Linked DNA regions of Homo sapiens: region 1 is linked to region 2. Evidence: chromatin loops called from intact Hi-C (ENCODE). Cell type or tissue: heart right ventricle. All regions are shown on one strand. Links, peaks and the distances in the headings refer to the core of each region. The heading gives the core; the rest is flanking DNA.

Region 1 (10,713 bases), core at 1,911-9,910, 190 kb after region 2:
AGCCCAAAGTCTAAACTTTCATCAACATCCGGTACAGAAAACCGCTGTTAGCAAATAAACTCATTAGCGTCCTATTTGAGCTCTCTTGGGGGGAATAATCTCTCACTAGCCTGAGAAACACTTTGAGAACTCTTGTTTTACATGTGATGTTGGCTGTGCAGCTCACACAGCATGGTTGAGAGCTCTCAGCTCTATTTTCAGCGGCTGTTGGTAGTAGTGACAACTAAACAAAGAAGACTAGAATTTCAACAATGCTGTCTGTCCCAACTCAACAGGCATGACAAAGCAGTTTTCGATATACCGTATCAGTAAAGATGGTAAATACACAGGGAAATGTTTGAAATAGGAATAGCCTACCCACTCCCAGGGTGTAATGAAGACAGGCATCCAGTGGCAAAGCAAATGCTCCCTATTTAGGCTGGAGGGCCTGTCTTTAGCCAGAACACGAAACATAAATGGGAAGGCAAGGACTACACTGATGTAGTAAGCATTTACTTGGGAGACTTGACCTGAAAAAAGGAGCAGTCAAAACAGGAAAAAGTCAAGGACCTCTCAAATAACATCCTATTTGCCTATAGAGAGAGACAGCCCTAATTTGATAGAAAGGGCTACTACCCAAGGTCAAGATGTTGTCTGCAGGTGACTAAGATTTGCATTTGGCCTGGACACAGTACCATGTACTGTTACCATGGGGATCACAGAGACAAGGAATATAGAATGCCTATGTAAACTGTAAAGTGTAATACCAATTTGATGGTGGTGGTTCATTACCTAGAGGACCTTGCTACTCAAAGTGTGGTCTTTAACCAGCATCATCAGCCTCACCTAGGAAGTTGCTAGAAACGCTATTGAATGTGCTTTTTATTTTTTTTAATTGTAGTAAAATGTACATAATAAAATTTACTGTTTTAACCACTTTTAAGTACAGTTCTGTGGCATTAGGTACATTCACATTATCGTACAACCTCATTACTCCATCTCCAGAACTTTTTTTATCATCTGAAACTGAAACTCTGTACCTTGAATGTGCTTTTTTTTTTTTTCTTTCTTTTTTTGAGATGGAGTCTCGCTCTGTCTCCCAGGCTGGAGTGCAGTGGTGCAATCTCGGCTCACTGCAACCTCCACCTCCCAGGTTCAAGTGATTCTCCTGCCCCAGCCTCCCAAGTAGCTGGGATTACAGGCATACGCCACAACACCCCAGATAAATTTTGTATTTTTAGTAGAGATGGGGTTTTTCCATGTTGGCCAGGCTGGTCTCGAACTCTTGATCTCAAGTGATCCACCTGCCTCAGCCTCCCAAAGTGTTGGGATTACAGGCATGAACCACCATGCCCGGCCCCACATGTACTTTTAAACAGGATCTCCAGGTGGTTCATATGCACAGTAAAGCTGGGAAGCACTGTTCTAGGAGACTTCTCACCATGGTAAACCTAATAGCATACTGTGTGGTAGACCCTGTACTAAGTATTCTGCATGTCTTATCTCATCTAATCCTCTCAGCAACCTGATGAAGTAGATACTATCATGAACTCACTGTACAGATAGGGAAACATGTAAGCGTTTGTACTCAAGGTTGTACAATTTGAAGGGATGGAGCTGGGTCTGTGATTCCAGAGTGTGTGCTTTACTCCCTCTGAACTTTTTCTCTTTTTTTTTTTTTTTTTTTGAGACGGAGTCTTGCTCTGTCGCCTAGGCTGGAGTGCAGTGGCGCGATCTTGGCTCACCACAACCTCTGCCTCCCAGGTTCAAGCAATTCTCCTGCCTCAGCCTCCTGAGTAGCTGGGATTACAGGCGTGTGCCACCACGCCCGGCTAATTTTTTTTTGTATTTTTAGCAGAGACGGGGTTTCACCATATTGGCCAGGCTGGTCTCAAACTCCTGACCTTGTGATCCGCCCGCCTTGGCCTCCCAAAGTGCTGGACTTAGAGGCGTGAGCCACTGCGCCCAGCCCTTTTTCTTCTTTTTGAGACAGGGTCTCACTCTGTCACCCAAGCCAGAGTGCAGTGATGCAAACCCGGCTCACTGCAGCCTCAGCTTCTTGGGCTCAAGTGATCTTCCTGCCTCAGACTCCCATGTAGCTGGGACCACAGGCATGTGCCACCATGTCTGGCTAATTTTTGTATTTTTTGTAGAGCGGGAGTCTCACCATCTTGCCCAGGCTCCCTCCAGACCTTTTCTGTGCCCAGAAATATCCCAGCAGGTGTCTTGCATTTGAGAATGTGCATTGAGGAAGAAAGATGCCTGAATATGGAGAGGGAAGAAGTAAAATAAGATCCCCACTGCAAATAAATCTTTTATCTGTAGTTTTACACAGCTCTGGCATCCAGTAAAGAGATCTGGAGAATCTGGGACTGTGCTTTCACAGCATTATTTCATTTTGTCTCCCCAGAAACTTGAGTCTCCTAATTAAGATTTTCTTTCCTTTCTTAGGCATTTCAGCTGCTCCTATTTCTTTCTTTTTGGACTCTTCTAGAAAAACAGAGAAATCAAACAGGAAGCTGCTGCTGGGGAGTTCTGTGTTGGATAGGATAGTGTGGCCAGGCTCACTGTTCTACTACCTCAAACCCCAAGGTTTCAGCATGACTCAGGGGGTGCAAACTCCAAAAGGTCTAACTTGGAATGTGACTTAGGAACTCTGGCCAGTCTCCCTTGCTCAGATCTGAAACTGGGAAATTTTCAAAACCCAAAACCTTGCATAATCAGAAAGAATAAATCCCTATAAGGAAGAGAAACACAATGGAAAATTCCACTGGAGATATCTGAAATTGCCTGACTCTTGTGTCAGCAACTGGGAGGTCAGATGGCCACAAAGAGTACACAGTTGGACAAGATCTATCCTTCTAGGAAGTGGATTCCTGGAGGGTACTTCTGGTCATTAAAAGTTGCTTGAAAACTGTAGAAACTAAGACCCAGTGTTGTGTTTGTGCGTGTATGTGCAGTGGCGCAATCATAGCTCACTGTCACCTATTATTCCTGGGCTCAAGCGATCCTTTTGCCTCAGCCTCTGGAATAGTTAGGACTACAGGTGCACTGCCACCACCACACCCAGTTAACTTTTTAAATTTCCTTGTAGAAACAGAGTCTCTGTGTTCCCAGACTGGTGTTGAACTCCTGGCCTCGGCCTCCTGAAGTGCTGGGATTACCGGCATGAGCCACTGTTCCCAGTCCTGGTCTTCTTAATGATTGTTTCAGAACTACTCATGATCAAAGATCAGTTAGGCAAATGGTTCTCAATCCTGGCTAACGCTAGAATCGATCACCTGTAAAATTTCTTTAAGAATCCGGATGCCCAGGACCCATTCCCAGAGATTTGGATTTAATTGGTCTGGAGTGACACCCAGGCCCAGGTATTTTCCAATGTGTCCAATGTTGAGAAACACTGAATTAGACAAAGTAGGGCAAAACTGTCATTTATTTTTGTATTTGCTATGCCTAACACAGTATCTGTCCCTTAGTTAGGTATTCCGTAAGAGTTCATGGAATATGTATGTGAATAAATGAACTAGTGTCATCACATAAACAACTTTCAGCACTTAGGTTGCACTTTATGGGTTTCAAAATACTTTTGTATGTGCTGCTCTCATTTTAGTCTGTTAAAAAGGTAAACTGAGGCACAAAAAATTATTTTTAAGGTTTATTTGAGCAAACAATGAATCATGAATCACACAGCTCCAAACCAGGAGCAGTTTAGGGGCTCCATTAAGGAAGTATGAAAGAGGGACAGGCTCTTTTATTTTATTTATTTATTTATTTTTTGAGATGGAGTTTCACTCTTTGCCCAGGCTGGAGTGCAGTGGCACGATCTCAGTTCACTGCAACCTCCGCCTCCCGGGTTCAAGTGATTCTTCTGCCTCAACCTCCTGAGTAGCTGGGATTACAGGCAACCGCCACCATGCCTGGCCAATTTTTGTATTTTTAGTAGAGACAGAGTTTCACCATTTTGGTCAGGCTGGTCTCGAACTCCTGACCTCAGGTGATCCATCCACCTCTGCCTCCCATAGTGCAGGGATTACAGGCGTGAGCCACCATGCCCAGCCCTAGGAACAGGCTTTTATACCATGAATACCTAAGTAACACATAGGAAAGATTTGATTTGTTACAGCTATAAAGTTGCCTTATTTGGTCTATACTACTGGAAAGTCCCTACTTAGATAAGTTTGTTGGCTATTTCTGATTGGTGGAGCTTAAGTTCTGTTTTTCTTTAACACAGACATTTACAAGAAATAAGTTTTTCTTATGTTTGCAAATCAAGCGAGGTTAAGATCACCTATGAGGCCTAGCTGGCTTTGTCTGCTCAATGATTCTTCTAGCCTGGTCTCCATTTTAATTTACTTTAACAGATCTCATGTTCTCTGAAAAATATCACTGTATGATGCTCATCTTACAGATGGGGAAGCCGAGGCTTAAAGAGATTAGGTGATTTCCACCTCCACCCCAAATCCAACAAAACTAATAAATGGAACTCTTGTTTATTTAACTCTTTTCCACTCATAAGGTTTAATGACTAAGGATGGTTCTCATCTGGCTCCAGTCATGCCCTGAGAAAGTTTGTTTGCCTTGGCAAGTATGTCATTTATTCTTCCCACCTTGAGGTCTGAAAACTGCTTATTATAGAAAAATTCAAACAAAAAAGGTTATAAAATAGTATAATTAACCTTCATGTAATCATCACCCAGCTTCAACAGCGATCAACTCAGGGCCAGCCTCATTTTGTTCACACCCCTGCCTCTATTTTGAAACAAATCCCAGTAACTATGTCAGTATGTATCTCTAAGAATTTAAAAAAAATTACCTCTGGCCAGGCGCAGTGGCTCACGCCTGTAATCCCAGCACTTTGGGAGGCTGAGGAGGGTGGATCACCTGAGGTCAAGAGTTCGAGATCAGCCTGGCCAACATGGTGAAACTTCCTCTCTGCTAAAAATACAAAAATTAGCCGGGCATGGTGGTGGGCACCTGTACTCCCAGCTACTAATAGGCTGAGGCAGGAGAATCGCTTGAACCCAGGAAGCAGAGGTTGTAGTGAGACGAGATCATGCCACTGCACTCCAGCCTGGGTAACAGAGCAAAAACTCTGTCTCAAAAAATAATAATAATAAAATAACCTCAATATCATCACCATACCCCCCCCCACCCAAAAAAAGAATAAATTCTTAATATCACCAAATACTCAGTGGGCATTCACACATCTCTTGTCTTTTTAAAAAAAAAAAAAAAATTCTGGCCAGGTGCGATGGCTCACACCTGTAATCCTAGCATTTTGTGAGGCCAAGGTAGGTGGATCACCTGAGGTCAGGAGTTAGAGACCAGCCTGGCCAACATGGTGAAACCCTGTCTCTACTAACAATACAAAAAATTTTCCGGGCATGGTGGCGGGTGCTTGTAATCCCAGCTTCTAGGGAGGCTGAGGCAGGAGAATCGCTTGAATCCAGGAGGCAGAGGTTGCAGTGAACTGAGGTCGTGCCACTGCACTCCAGCCTGGGCAACAAGAGCGAAACTCCATCTCAAAAGAACAAAAACAAAAACAATTAGCCCGGTGTAGTGGTGCATGCCTGTAATCCAGGCTACTTGAAAGGCTGACGCAGGAGAATCATTTGAACCCAGGAGGTGGAGGTTGCAGTGAGTCGATATTATGCCACTGCACTGCAGCCTGGGCGACAGACTGAGACACTGTCTCAAAAATAAATAAATAAATAAATAAATAAATAAACAAACAGTTTCTTTGTTTGCTGTACATTTTATCAGAAAAAGAAATTAAAAAAATAAACAGCTTCTTTGATTAGGGATCCAAGTAAGTTCTACACATTGCAATTGGTTGATATGTCTCATAAGTCTGTTTTAATCTATAGGTTTCCCTTCATTTCTCTCTGTTTGCCTCCTTTTAATTTATTTGTTGAAGAAACCATTTGTCTTGCCAAGTCCCCACAGTCTGGATTTCACTGACCACAGCCTCCTGGCATCATTTAACACATTCCTCTGGGCCTTGTAGCTCCTATAATTTAATAGGTAGATCCAGAAGCTTGATTCGATTTGGGTTAATTTTTTTTCTTTTTCTTTCTTTCTTTTTTTTTTTTTTTTTGAGACAGAGTCTCCCTCTGTCCTCCAGGCTAGAGTGCTCACTGCAACCTCTGTCTCCGGGCTCAAGTGGTCCTCTTGCCTCAGCTGGGACTACAGACGTGTGCCACCATGCCCAGCTGACTTTTGTATTTTTGTAGAGAAGGGGTTTCACAATGTTGGCCAGGCTGGTCTCAAGCTCCTGAGCTCAAGCGATCCACCTACTTCTGGCTCCCAAAGTGCTGGAAATACAGGTGTGAGCCACTACTCCCGGCCAATTTTTTTTTCTCAAAACTTCCTAGATGCTTGTAAGGTCTTACATAAAGGGACAAATTTTGGTAACAAAACCAATTGTGAAGGCTAGGCAGCTAATACACATAAAATCATGGCCCAGAATTAAGGAGGGACCTGTGTAATTGTGACCATGAAGTGCCCAGTTTAGGCTGGGAGGACCCCTTTTCTAACTCTGGGTCCAAGTTTAGCCCTGCACATCCCCATCAGACGTCCCGGCCCCTTCAGCTCTGTGTGTTTGCTCCTCTCCTCTCCTGATTTCTACCATTTGGTGCCAGCATAGGCAGGCATTCTATGGGGACTCTTCCTTGGGAGTCAGCGTTTTCCTGTGACCTGGTAACATTGCTATTTCTAGCTAGTTGGTGATAAGGGATCAGCATTTTCTAGCAGCTACTGTTGCCACACAGAGCATTTGCTCAGAGCGACATCTAGTGGCTCTTAAAAAAATAATGTAGTGAGGTGTAGTGGCCCTTTTTTTTTTAGACGGAGTCTTGCTCTGTCTCCCAGGCTGGAGTGCAATGGCGCAATCTCGGCTTACTGCAACCTCCGCCTCCCCGGGGGTTCAAGCGATTCTCCTAAGATTACAGGCGCCTGTCACCGTGCCCAGCTAACTTTTGTATTTTTTAGTAGAAATGGGGTTTTGCCATGTTGGTCAGGCTGATCTCGAACTCCTGACCTCAGGTGATCCACCCGCCTTGGCCTCTCAAAGTGCTGAGATTACAGGCATGAGCCACCATGCCTGGCCATGGCCCTTTTCTAAAGCGACATCTGATTTTAAAATATGTATTTTATCGTAATTTTTAATTACAAAAGTAACTCATCATCATAAGAAAAACCCCAAAAGATATTGAATAGTAATAGCCTTGGCAATCAGATTGGCTTCCGAAATTTCATTCAAGTCTTTCCTGGTGCACCACTGAATGCAAAATGAAAATCCCACCAGATCTCAAGCCCCAAGAGTAACCACAGTGAATCATAGATCATGCTTCCCAGTGGCCGCATAGTATTTCCTGGAACATAGGGATGGGGATAATTGCTCACCTCATCTCTTATTAGTGGACTTTATGGGTAGATTTCGGGGTTTTTGCTTTTACAAACAATGCTTCCAGGAAGTCTTTGTACATATGGCCTTTGCATTCTTGAGAGTGTTTCTGTCAACAGTCATATAGAAAATGGAATTCTGAGTCAAAGAGAATGAGCATTTTTTGCTCTGATTTACACCTCTACCAATAATGTGCCTGTTTCTCCGTGTGCTCACAACCCCAGAATATTATCACTTAAATAAAAACGTTTGTGCATGTTGGCTTTTAATCTTTCTGTTTAAAAGAAAAAATGAATTTTTGGTGTTGTGGTGACTAGGTTGGGTTCTGTGTGATGCAATTTTTTTCTGACCATTATCTTCCTAGAGACAGTTCATACTGAATTTGTAACTGGTGGTGGATTCCAACATAGAAACAAGGATATTTGGACCCTTATTAATATTTGTGAACTCAAATTATATTTATGGATTGCCTACTGTGTGCCCATGCAGACACATGAAACCTGCCCTGTCTTCTGAGGGAACTCGCAGAGCAGTGGAGGCCGCCGGCATGCACGCCAGTCACTGCAATGAGTGGGTGATTCAGGCTCTACCTTGAGCAACATAAGGCAAGCTGGTGCCCGAGAGGAGGCAGTGAGGAGGAAGCAGTCAAGGGAAGGCTGCACAGAGGGGAGGGCGTTGAAGCTGGGTCTTGAAGAATAAAGGCCAGGCCCACAGGAAGGAGGGCAACTCAGGGAGGGGAAACAGAATGTGAGAGGAGTGGTGTGTTTGCAGGCTGCAGGAAGATCCAAGTGTCTAGAAAGAGTTTTGAGACTGCACATATGGCACAGGCTGGGTCACAGAGTTTGTACTTTATCTGCAAGACAAAGAGATTTTCAAACTCTAGATAATTTTATTTTAAAAGAAAACACGGCCGGGCTCAGTGGCTTACGCCTGTAATCCCAGCACTTTTGGAGGCTGAGGTGGGCGGATCGCTTGAGGTCTGGAGTTCGAGACCAGCCACAACATAGCGAAACCCTGTCTCTACTAAAAATACTAAAATTAGCCAGGTGTGATGGCACACGCCTGTAATCTCAGCTACTCAGGAGGCTGAGGCAGGAGAATCGCTTGAACCCGGGAGGCGGAGGTTGCAGTGAGCTGAGATCACACCACTGCACTCCAGCCTGGGAAACAGATTGAGACTCCGTCCTCCGTCTCAAAAAAAAAAAAAAAAAAAAAAAAAAAAAAAAAAGATAGTATTACCTCAATACTGTAATAGAGAAATCAATATCATTTGCCATAAATAGAACCATAAAAATTAATTTACAGAACAGAAAAAAAAAACCAAGTGTGTTTAAAACAGTTCAAAAATTAAAATGAAATCTAGGCCGGGTGCAGTGGCTCACGCCTGTAATCCCTGCACTCTGGGAGGCCGAGGTGGGCGGATCACCTGAGGTGAGGAGTTCGAGACCAGTCTGGCCAACATGGTGAAACTCCATCTCTACTAAAAATACAAAAATTAGCCAGGCGTGGTGGCAGGCGCCTGTAATCCCAGCTACTCGGGAGCTCTGAACCCGGGAGGCGGAGGCTGCAGTAAGCCGAGTTTGCACCATTGCACTCCAGCCTGGGGGACAAGAGCGAGACTTTGTCTTTAAAAAAAGAGTTAAAAAAATTAAAATGAAATCTAATAACTAATCTGTTTACAAAAAAATCATGTCTAAAATTATCTTCATCTGTGAGAAAAATAAACCAGTTTATGATCAATCAATAGTAATAAAGAGATTCAGCTCTGTATCATTTAGTTTAAGACTAAGATGAGGGTTATGTCAATGACAATTCTGTGTCTTTTTGTGTATGTTAATCAGCATCTCCCCCACCCATCCCCCCACGCCCCCAGAAATCTCGACACACTGATGTAGGTAGGTAGAGCTTCCCCCTGCTCCTGAAAAGCAGAGTCGCAGAAGCTCAGGGTGGCCACTGTAGCTCAGATAACCTAGATCCTACAGCCAGGAACTGAAATCCAAATCTTCTGACTCCACATTCTTATACCAGGCCGATGCCTGGTATAAAAGTTAACAGAAAAAAACCTTTCTAATTCATATATCTCTCCACATACAGAACTAGGCTGCCTGTAGGAGCAGTGACCTCTACCCTGGAGCATTTCCACAAAGCCTGGAGGACACGTGTATCTTTCGAGGTTTTTCTCCAGAGAAATGCTTTAGAGGTTGTACTTAATATCTGAAATTCCTTATAATTCTTAACAGTCTCTGAGTCTGTGACTGAGAAATATTTCAAGACACTAACACAGGGATTAAAAACTTTATCCCTTTGTTTTAATAATTAAAATGCAGACTAAAGGAGGTTTTGAGTTCTATAGAAATAAACACTCAAATTTAAAATAATGGTCTTTATGGCTGAACACAGTAGCTCATGCCTGTAATCCCAGCACTTTGGGAGGCTGAGGCGGGTAGATCACCTGACGTTAGGAATTCGAGACCGGCCTGACCAACATGGTGAAACCCCATCCCTACTAAAAGTACAAATAAAGTAGCTGGGTGTGGTGGTGGGTGCCTGTAATCTCAGCTACTCAGGAAGCTGAGGCAGGAGAATCGCTTGAACCCGGGAGGCAGAGGTTGCAGTGAGCTGAGACTGTGCCATTGCACTCCAGCCTGGGCGACAGAGCAAAACTCTATCTCAAATAAATAAGTAAACAAAATAAAATAATGGTCTTTAGAGATTTATGAAACCCTAATTATGTCTGCATGTGAGTTCTATGTCCAGCATTAGTAATAATTGTTTTTTTAAAAAAACAAAACAAGGCCGGGCACGGTGGCTCACAGCTGTAATCCCAGCACTTTGGGAGGCCAAGGCGGGTGGATCACCTGAGGTTGGGAGTTCGAGACCAGCCTGACCAACATGGAGAAACCCCATCTCTATTAAAAATACAAAATTAGCTGGGCATGGTGACACATGCCTGTAAACCCAATTACTCAGGAGGCTGAGGCAGGAGGGAGAATCGCTTGAATCCGGGAGGTGGAGGTTGCAGTGAGCCAAGATCGGGCCATTGCACTCCAGCCTGGGCAAAAAGAGCGAAAACTGTCTCAATAAATAAATAAATAAATAAATAACCAAAACCTAAAACACTTATTTACAACTTGAAGACATGTCAAAAATGCTAAAACAGAGAAATTCTTTTATGACTATTAGCATTTTCTCAGAAAAGATCGTTTCTGGGAAGTATGAGCCCTTCCTGAAATTATCCTTCTATTTTGATTAATACAACTAAACTTTAATTCCTTGGATTGTCAATGTTTTGAGTTATCTACTGCTACATAACAAATACCTCAAAAGTT
Region 2 (10,713 bases), core at 1,603-9,602:
TACAGCAATCAGTAAATTTTAACAGCAATCATCACATTTATGCAGTCTATACATATTAAGTGTGTATGTATATAGATATACATAAAATCTTATTTGATTCTCCCAATAACACAAGGAACACAGTGAGGAAAATAGGCAATACAAGAATAATTTGTGTAATATTTGACATAAAAGAAGCTCAGAATTTAAGGGTTTCACTCAAGATCCCAAGTTTAATCACTGACAAATTTAGGACTTCTAGTTTGGTAACATATCACTTTAAAAATTCACATTGTAAATGTGATATATACTATCTCCATCTCTCCCATCTCCTCCCCAAAGCAATCTAAACATTCTTACAGAGTTCAAATAAAAGTATTACATGTGTAGCTAACAAGGTAAACAAGTCAAAAATCATGGCAACTTACTTAATACCTAAGAATCAAAATGGGCTTATTGTTTATCTGTAAAGAGATAAGACTGCTAAGAGAGTAGGTTATTGGCAGCTTGGTTTTGAACTCTTAAAACCAGTGACTAGGCCGGGCACAGTGGCTCATGCCTGTAATCCCAGCACTTTGGGAGGACGAGTAGGGCAGATCATGAGGTCAGCAGATCGAGACCATCTTGGCCAACATGGTGAAACCCTGTCTCTACTAAAATACAGAAAATTAGCTGGGCCTGGTGGCGTGTGCCTGTAATCCCAGCTACTTGGGAGGCTGAGGCAAGGGAATCATTTGAACCCGGGAGACAGAGGTTGCAGTGAGCTGAGATCACGCCATTGTACTCCAGCCTGGCGACAGAGCAAGACTCCGTCTCAAAAAAAAAACAAACAAACAAAAAAAAAAAACAAAAAACCGTGACAATAACCAAATAAGACTTAAGTCTTTTACACCTTCAAAATATGTCACCATGGCATGTCAACCAATCCTCCCTAAAAATTGGTTATTTGGCCCCAGACACTATTTAGCAGGTTGCTCACATCACATCTTTAAGCAATTTGAGACTATATGGGTCTGTGTATAGAACGCATCATAGTTTTTTGTTTAAGTTCAGTCTTTTACAGCCTTACAAATGTTAAATGCTAAAGGCTATAAAGGAGCTGACTCACCTGGTCTTGGTCCTCTAGGAGGAAAACCAGGTCGTTCTCTAGGTCGTTGTTCACGCACACGAGGTGGCTGAGATTGAACTTCTGGTTTAGCTTCGACTCTTGGCTAAAATATAAAGAAAAAAAAACATTATAAAAAACACTCCACTGGAGAAAAACCAACCAAAGCACCTAACGACAAGTCACTAGCAGACATAACAGTAGTTTTAAGTTTAGAATGTTTTTAACATAGTGTCCTATGTATGAGAAAAATAAATTTTTATCAAGATATTCTGTACCAATCTAGGACTGTAGGTAGCTTTTGTTTTCCCACTTAATGCTGTGTAACTCACAATAAGTTGCTTTTTACAGTCACATTTTTTCATTAAAGTTATATCAACACTGAAATAGCATAAAAGGTATTGCTACCAAAAAAAAAAATCACAAAAATGCAAGATGAACCACTCCATGTAAATACATAAACAAAATTAAAAGCCATCTTCATCTTAGACAAGAATACATAACACATAATTTCTGAAAATCTAATTTGCTATCCTTCAAATGTAACAGTGCTCAGTAGTATTGCCTAAATCTCTGCCCATAACCTTAAAATCAGTATTTTTATAGTTCAAAGTATAAAAATTAGCTTGCTCTAACACCTGAAATTGCTACCTGTAAGGTTAAAATGCATGTTAAAAAAATGACAGAAACTTATAGGAACTTGTATGTAGCATCTCAAATAGTTAAAGTCCTTTAGCTCCCTACTGTTCTTCCTTATGAGAAAAATATGCATTTGAAGTATTGGTCCCAACGATTTTCCTTAACTAGGGGTCTGGGAGTAATAGGACAGTTTAAGATGCCTCCCAAAAGTTTCTGCCAACTGCTGAATTAAACATATAATTATTTTTAAAACAAAATTACATCGGCGTCTGCTATTACCTTTTCCTCAAGACAACAGCATTTTCAGTATTCCCAACCTCTTCAGACCTTCTACTACCCAAATATTTATGGTCCAAGGAGAGACAAATATATGAGCCTACAAAGGATGCTGAAAACACCCAACAGGATATGGAGAACATGTCCTCAACTCAGAAAGCTAGTAATTTCAGTCCCATCTTTAAAGATGGTCATCTCCATGTAATCCCAGCACTTTGGGAGGCCAAGCTGCGCGGATCACCTGAGGTCAGGAGTTTGAGACCAGCCTGCCCAATATGGCGAAACCCAGTCTCTACTAAAAATACAAAAAATTAGCTGGGTGTGGTGGCAGGCACCTGTAACCCCAGCTACTTGGGAGGCTGAGGCAGGAGAATCGCTTGAACCCGGAAGACGGAGGTTGCAGTGAGCCAAGATCACGCCACTGCACTCCAGCCTGGGCAACAAGAGTGAAACTCCTTCTCACAGAAATAAATAAGTAAATAAATAAAAAAGTGGTCATCTCTGAGGACCTCAGTCCATGCAGCGGCTCAAACTCTTTAATCATTTATATAACAGATATTGTAATTTACAAGGACAAATTCTGACACAAAAATGCTTCCTTCAGCCAGGCACAGTAGCTCATGCCTATCACCCCAGCACTTTGGGAGGCCGAGGCGGGCAGATCACCTGAGGTCGGGAGTTCGAGACCAGCCTGACTAACATGGAGAAACCCTGTCTCTACTAAAAATACAAAATCAGCCGGGTGTGGTGGCACATGCCTGTAATCCCAGCTACTAGGGAGGCTGAGGCAGGAGAATCACTTGAACCTGGGAGGCGGAGGTTGCGTGAGCAGATCATTGTACTCCAGCCTGGGCAACAAGAGAGAAACTCCATCTCAAAAAAAAAAAAAAAAAAAGCTTCTTTCAAAAATGACAATTTAATGTAAATGATTTCAGCCACTGTAACCAAAAGGAATATTAACTCCTATGCTAACAGTTTAACCAAGTTTGCCTGCCTCTTCCTAAATTCTGTTTTCCTCTATGTCAATGTCCTATTTCCCTCAAGATGAAGTTGCTTACCATATTCTAGAATTCTACTAGTTATAAAATGAATATTTTTAACTCTCTCCAGGTTTTGTTGTTATTTATATGTATTTACTCCTATAAAGTCTGTATCTTTTATTTTTTTAGAGAGACACAGTCTTACTCTATTGCCCAGGCTGGAGTGCAGTGGCACAATCATAGCTCACTGTAACCTCAAATTCCTAGGCTCAAGTGATCCTCCTGCCTCAGCCTCCCAAGCAGCTGAGACTACAGGCACGCCAGTGCCCAAGGCCCATATCTTAACTTACTTTTACATCACCCAAAGAACCAAGCACAGTGCTATTAGACACAGATGTTCAGTAACTATTTGTTCATTTAAATTAAATTACATTTTTAGTTCTCTGACCCAAAACATGCAGGATAATGTTCTATGTCTGACAAAGATACGTAAGTGACAGCCCTGAGACCACCGCTATCTGTATTTGGGGTTTAATTCTATATAATAATTTGATGCAAAATGTGATGCTGAAAAAGGCAGTTATTTAGAAACTTCAACTAAGGGGGTCTAAAGGCATACTTCAGTATGAATATAAACAGAATTAGAGAATAAACGTACTCTGTCAAAGTTTAATAAAGTGAGTGTATTACTGGCAATTAATAAAAACACTAAATGCACCTTTATTACAAAATTTAAGAAAAACCTTAGACTCATTCAATCCAAATGTTATCAAAGAACTTGAGGCCCTGGTCTTGACTGATTTAAATTCTTTTCAAAACAGATTATCAAAACACGAGTAACTACAAGTAGCAAAATAAAGTTCTTCCTTATTCTTTAAGGATGAAAATTAAAAACAGATAAAGTTAAATATTAATAATTTCCAACATCTTACAAATAATTCATGCCATTGATTTAGGAATCTGACTTTAAGTAGATATCTGATGATGCCAGTTTAAGAAAAATACAAGAACAAAAAGCTAACACTGTCCCTTTCAGTAACTGATTGACATATGTTAACTAAGTCAGCTGCATACTTATAATTCTTCAGGTCTCCAGTTTCATGATTAAAACTAGTTTTTCTGAACAGATAACATGGCCAATATGCCACACAGTAGAGGGCCTTAAAATTAATTCCATGCAACCAGAAAGTATGATCAAATGACAAACCCACAAATGAAGGTCAAACAGAATATGAAGTAAGTACAGAACCATCAAATCAAGTCAATAAAAGCAGGTATAACCACAAATAATAAGCCCTTCAATTAAACATAAGCTTTGTAGGTGAACTAGTCAATTTCCAGACAAAATATTTTATTCAAGAAATTAACTTACCTACTTCTAAGTTAATGCCTACCAATACCCTGGAATTAACTTCCTTTTATCAATAATCTATGTTCAAAGTACAAGGAAATGAATACTACACAAAAGTAACAAACTAAAATTGAAGGATTATTAAATCAAGTAGAAATATCATGAATCCATTTTAAGTATAGCCTAAAGACATTAGAACGTTCTTTTAAAGTTTAAATTCTAAACATTTAAAATTTTTGTTTTATTAAAGGGGTGGCATAGGAAATACAACTTCATTTCCTACAACTAACTTTGAAAATATATTTAAGGCAAACTACTTGAGATAAATATGAAGGTATTTTTCTGGGCAAGAGACTAGGATTTAATCAGGCATGTCTTAAGAGTCCTCTTTGATGCAAATACAGATAAGATACATGACTCTGCAGCAAGGTGCTGGAGAATTGCATAAGGTTTACATGAGGCTGGGCGCAGTGGCTCATGCCTGTAATCCCCACCGTTTGGGAGGCCAATGCGGGTGGATCACTTGGGTCAGGAGTTTGAGACCAGCCTGGTCTACATGGTGAAACCCCGTCTCTACTAAATATACAAAAATTAGCCAGGCGTGGTGGCGGGCACCTACAATCCCAGCTATTCGGGAGGCTGAGGCAGGAGAATCACTTGAGCTGGGGAGGTGGAGGTTGCAGTGAGCTAAGATAACGCCACTGCCACTACCACTGCACTCCAGCCTGGGCGACAGAGCGAGACTCTGTCTCAAAAAAATAAACGTTTACATGAGCCACATATGGACTCATGTCCCACTGCATGACTTCAAAGCCCAACCCTACTATGTACATAAATGTCTGTGAGTTACTCTAGACCTCAATTTTTTGATCTCTAAAACAGAAACAATAGTACCCACCCTGACAGGGTGGTTGTGAGGATTCACTGAAAATGAACAAAAAGTGCTTCACACAATGCTTGGCGCATATCAAAGGCATAAGCACTAGCTATTTTAACTTTTAACTGTTTAAACTCTCTGAAATGAAATAATCCAAAGGTTCCAAATCCAAATCTGATAGGAAATGAAGATTCCAAAAGAAGGGCCAAAAGTTATTTATTGGGTCTTCATATGGGTAGAAAAGCACAAAACAATACTGCACAAACTAATTTCCTTTGTTAAGATGGAACTCTGGGTGACCATCTTACATAAGGGTAACCACGCATTGCCTGAATACCCAAATGAAAAAAAAAAAAAAGTATCACGGGCGTATTCTACTTTTATGTAGCTGATTATGTGTCCCAACACCAAAAAACTAAAAATTACTACTTTTAAAACCTCAAAATTTCACTGCTTAGAACATATAAAAGATACATTTATATACTAACATTTCAAACATAAATTTTCTAGTGGAATGAAGTTTAATGCAAAATGTAGGGAAAAAATTGGACACCCTTTATATGCTGATAAACTTAATTAGAATTTAGTTCATTCTAAACTAAATCTAACAAACTTCTTAGGTAGGCAGTGTCTTATTTTCACATTTTTGAAAGCTCTGAAATGGGTAAGATGACAAACAGACAAAAAGCAGAATACTAGAATGATCAGTTAAGGTGAACACTACAGTCATAAGTTGGTACAGGCTTCAATTAAGTGGTGTGAACCACTTACACACTGAGAGCTTAGGCAGCGTATGTTAAAAAGTTTCCTGGTTTTTTTTTTTTTTGCTTTAAAAAAAAAAAAAAAAACAAAAACGATTCTTTATTACGCCACACTACTTTGTGCCTCTCCGAATTTCTTACCTAAAATATTTTTGCTAAATAGAATTTGAAGCTTTTGAAAAAGGAACATTCTTTTTGTTATTTTAAGAAGCCTTTTAAATGACAATATTATATACTGGTAAAAACCAACTTAATCTGTATTTCACACACCCAAACCCCAAATACCACCTATGTAGATGATGAATGGAGATTTGACATTTAAAGTGGGTGCACTGACATATAATACAAGTTTTTTGTATATTTAATCCATAATTTCTGATTGACTCATTTTTAAAAGTATTTTAAAAATAAGCAATTGGCAATGTAACAAGGATACAATCCAATGTGTTCACAGATTGGTTACCTGTGAGACTGGTGCTTTAACATGGGGTGGAATTCCAGAGGAAGAAACAGTACCACTAGGAGGCAGGTTTTTACTGGTCACTGAAGCCCAGGAGAAAGCCTGCAGGAAATGCAACAAACCTAGACTACTAATCATGGAAAACCACCAACATTCCTATAGGGAAACTTCCAAATATATATTTTCTTTTCATTTCTAAACTATTGCTCTATATTGGAAGACTCCTAAAAGAAAGGCACACACACACATGCCAGTCTATGTGCCAGCTTTCAAAATCTCATTATGCAAGCTTATTTATAACTTTTGTCTGACTACTAAGTAAAACCATAAGCAAGTTCCTACGTACTCTAAGTAGATGAGCAAGTGGCAAACAAAACCACTAACAAACATGCTAGAAAAACCTGAACCTAATAGAAACAATTTATTTCCCCTTTGGGGGTAAGATAGGGTGTGTGATGGTGTTAACGGGAGAGGGAAGGATAGGAAAGAAGAGAGTATTAGCTGGAAACTCTGACATTCACAAATTGAACAAAGAATCTCCTCCTATCACCACTCAAATATACTTTAACCTTTGACTTTGAAGAAAGATAAAAGAAGTTTCAGGTAGGCTTACATGATACACTAAGGATGTCACTCATCTTTCCAAGATAGTTTAATTGGTGTAGAAAGGAAACTGATCCCATTTAAACCACAAACAACAGGTATCTCTTCTTTTAATTATAGACCAACTTGTTTAAGTTGGGAAACTGCATGATTCCTGGTGCATCTGTGCTCAGAGAATTTAATACAGAATGAAAGAACAACTGACAGCTCTATACATGGATCCAAATAATTTCATATAAGTTACTAAACAATGCATACAGACAAGGATTCATCTTAAGTTATAAGTTTCACTCTTAGAGGGGTATTTTGCGGGGCAGGGAAACAATAACATTTTCTCAGGTAACAAACAAACCCCACAGCTTCTTTCATATACATAAAATAATTTACTAAACAATTTAACATAATAGAAAAAGGTCATACTTCATTAACAGCACCAAATTTGAACATGTGATGTTGTAAGTCTAAAGAGTTCTTTGATCTAACCTTTGGTGGTTCTTGTGGCAGAGAAACAGGTTCTGCCGGAGGAGGAGTAGTAGATTTCTCCTCTAGTTCTTCTAAGTTCTTCTCCTCCACTTGTGGTTTCAGCTCTTCAGTCTTTGTTTCAGATTCTGGCTCAGGTTCAGGTTCATGAGAGGATTCTTCCAAAGGCTCCTCTATGCCATTACTACAATAAAATATTTAGTTCACTTTTTAGTAGGAGTTCAAGTAAGAAAAAATTCAATTTCTCTCTAATCCAATGGGTGTAACTAGTTATATGCCAATAACTTGTTCTAGATCTACAAAGTATTCAAAGCAAAATTCCAAAAAGAGCTATAAGACAGAAGGAATAATACTCTCAAGTAGCAGTTCTTTAATCCCACCATTTCAAAACTGAATTACTAAGAATGTTTACTTTAGTGCTAACTATAAACCTTATCTTTTATAAAAATAAAATGCTTACTCTGTGTTGTCTTCAACACTCTACATTATCAGTAAGGAACCACTGTTTTGGTGCAAGCCATGTTCAATTTTTGTATTAAATAAAACCATTCTTTCCAAATTTCTTGCATATACACAATAGGTACTCAAATACTGACATAATAGGTGGTTTTATCAAGAATTTACTTTCAACAATAATTCTAGGAACAGAAACCACCTTGCTGACATAGTTCAGACCAAATTTAACCTTGCAAATAGTATGCTTACGTCACAGGGTGAGCTTCATAGTAACCACTGTTAGCATTTTCTTGCACAGGTTCAGGAGATGGTTGTCTTTCTTCTTGTTCCTCTTCTACTTCATCTTCTGATTCTGAAAATACATAATACAGCACATCTTTTTTAAAGAGGCTTCACAATTTCTAACGGACATATTTTTAACATGTTTAAGGAAGTGGTATGATAGCAAAAAAGAAAATTTGACAATTTTCTTTCCTTTTTTTTTTTTTTTGAGATGGAGTCTTGTTCTGTTGCCCAGGCTGGAGTGCAGTGGTGTGATCTTGGCTCACTGCAACCTCCGCCTTCTGGGTTCAAACGATTCTCCTGCCTCAGCCTCTTGAGTAGCTGGGGTTATAGGTATGCACCATCATGCCCAGCTAATTTTTTTTTTTTAAGTAGAGATGGGGTTTTCACTGCATTGGCCAGGCTGGTCCCGAACTCCTGGCCTCAAGTGATCCACCCGCCCTGGCCTCCCAAAACACTGGGATTCCGGGCATGAGCCACCGCGCTCGGCTCCAATTTTTTTTTTTTTAATAACAAAGGCATTCAACTACAATATCCCCTGTTCTCTCAAAAACTGGAGAGCAAGGATGAAGTTTAATATTTATTGTACTCTATTAGAAAAAAACAAATCTTTCAGTAAAAGGAAAAAAGTTATATTAAAGCCACAATTTAGCTTCCTTTGTAACATATATTTAATAGAGCAATAATGATAAAGAAACTAACCACTGTACATCAATGGAAGATCAATTAAATAATTACGGCATAGCCACAACATAGACAGCCAACAAAGACATATTATTACATTAAAAAAAAGGAAGCTTTGAGTCAGTGTAATTCCACATTTATAAAAATACATGTTGCCAAGTATAGAATCCAAAAACCTTCTCCAATAGGCACCAAACTTGGTTATCTACAGAGGATGAGACTGAGGGGAACCTTTTTCCTTGACATCCAAATTTTGTATATTTTCAAACAATGGACATCTTTTTGTAACAACGACAACAACAACAAAACCATGAAAAAAGGATGTTTGACACAGTTACAATAAAGCAGCAAATTTCCGTAGATGTCATACTTATAGAAATTAGTCCATAAAGAGTACCAACAGAACCCTTCTATCTTCATATCTTCAAAGTAACCTCACCTTCATCAAGTTCAGGCTCAGAATCACCAAACACTTCATCTTCATAACGAAACATATCATTGTGAACATAAAATTTATTTGGAACAGATCCCTATAGGAAACAACATTTATTCCATAAATATCCAGAAATCTGGTATTATATAAAAGAGCAAATTACATGGCATACACAATTTCTCATTTTAATACTAGAGATCTTGACTCAATATAATTTTCCAATGCTGAACATGCTATGATGTTTATATAAAATAAAAAGGTCACTCAAAAAAACATAATAGCAAAACTCGCAATTACTTTTGCACCAACCTAGTAGAACTCAAGAAACAGCTATTTAATAGAAAAGAAACCAAAAGAACTCTTCTATTTTGTTTTCAAATGTAACCTTTCAAATATACCAATATATTTTTTGTATTAATGTAATCTTAATCATCTATTTACAAACTTGTATCAGTATTTGATTTTTAATTCCAAATAGTCAAAGCACATGTACACACACGCACTCACTCAAACAACAGGTCAAACACAAATTCCCCAAAAATAACAATATGCAAATCTAAACCTATTAGAAGAAACCTCTGGACACTTCAACCAACTAGCAACCATATAAATGAAAACTAAGTGAATTGAGAAACTTACTTCAGGAGCCAGAACAAAGGTTTGCATAAACTTTCTTTCTGGTTGTCCACTGTTAGACAGCAAACCCATGACCTGGACAACTACTCCATCACTCAAGGTTGCATGAGCATCCACATGACGAATTTTAGTATGACATTCACTGAAGTTCAGAGATAATACTTTGTGGTGTATATCCTTTATTAGGGAGGGAGGGAAAAATATAAACTCTGTGATACTGCATTACCTACACAATAATATTACCTACCCTCATTGATTTCCTTACAACTCTGCAATATTAACTAATCTTCCTGAACTGAATCCAACGACCATGCTGTGCATCACTGCCAGAATGATGTTCCTAAAGAAGAAATCACAATAGCTCTCCAATATTGTGCAGTAATCTGGGCTTTATACAGCTTTCTCCCACTTTTCTGTAGTAAGTATTTGGTCATTCTCACAAATTGTGTTGACGGCTCCTTGAACTTACACATAATTTTACTGTGTGTTTGCTGATGCTATTTTTTGTCTACTTATAATTCCTTATTTGGTAAGGCCAAATCTTGTGGTCTCACATCCTCTACACAAAGTCTTCCTTCCCTGTTAGGCCATAGGAAACATACATTTCTGTGCATTCCTATAGCATAGGGTTTAGCTCAGATTTGTATAAACTTAATACACTGTCTCAACTATCTCATGTATAAAATACATCAATGATATAAAACATACCAT

What was found. A loop is a pair of places that touch in the nucleus more often than their neighbours do. Peaks named below come from ENCODE experiments on the same cell type or tissue, not always from the same donor. Only the 100,000 strongest peaks of a DNase experiment are listed, where the experiment ranks them.
Region 1: it touches region 2 in a loop (3-fold over the local background); 19 of 110 quality-filtered maps call a loop at or near these places.

The regions. Positions count from the first base shown.
Region 1 is chr4:75,841,674-75,852,386 of GRCh38, forward strand. No RefSeq gene overlaps it. Among named protein-coding and RNA genes, the nearest start is that of PPEF2, 55 kb to the right of the region's middle. In heart right ventricle, for the core only: a CTCF peak has its summit at 6,778 (motif pointing left); no DNase peak of the experiment used is centred there; H3K27ac peaks cover 459 bases.
Region 2 is chr4:75,647,552-75,658,264 of GRCh38, forward strand. It overlaps G3BP2 (G3BP stress granule assembly factor 2), which reads right to left. Exons shown (of 12, transcript NM_203505.3): 4 at 10,006-10,179; 5 at 9,373-9,463; 6 at 8,217-8,319; 7 at 7,515-7,695; 8 at 6,432-6,530; 9 at 1,088-1,190. Among named protein-coding and RNA genes, the nearest start is that of G3BP2, 21 kb to the right of the region's middle. In heart right ventricle, for the core only: a CTCF peak has its summit at 6,483 (motif pointing right); no DNase peak of the experiment used is centred there.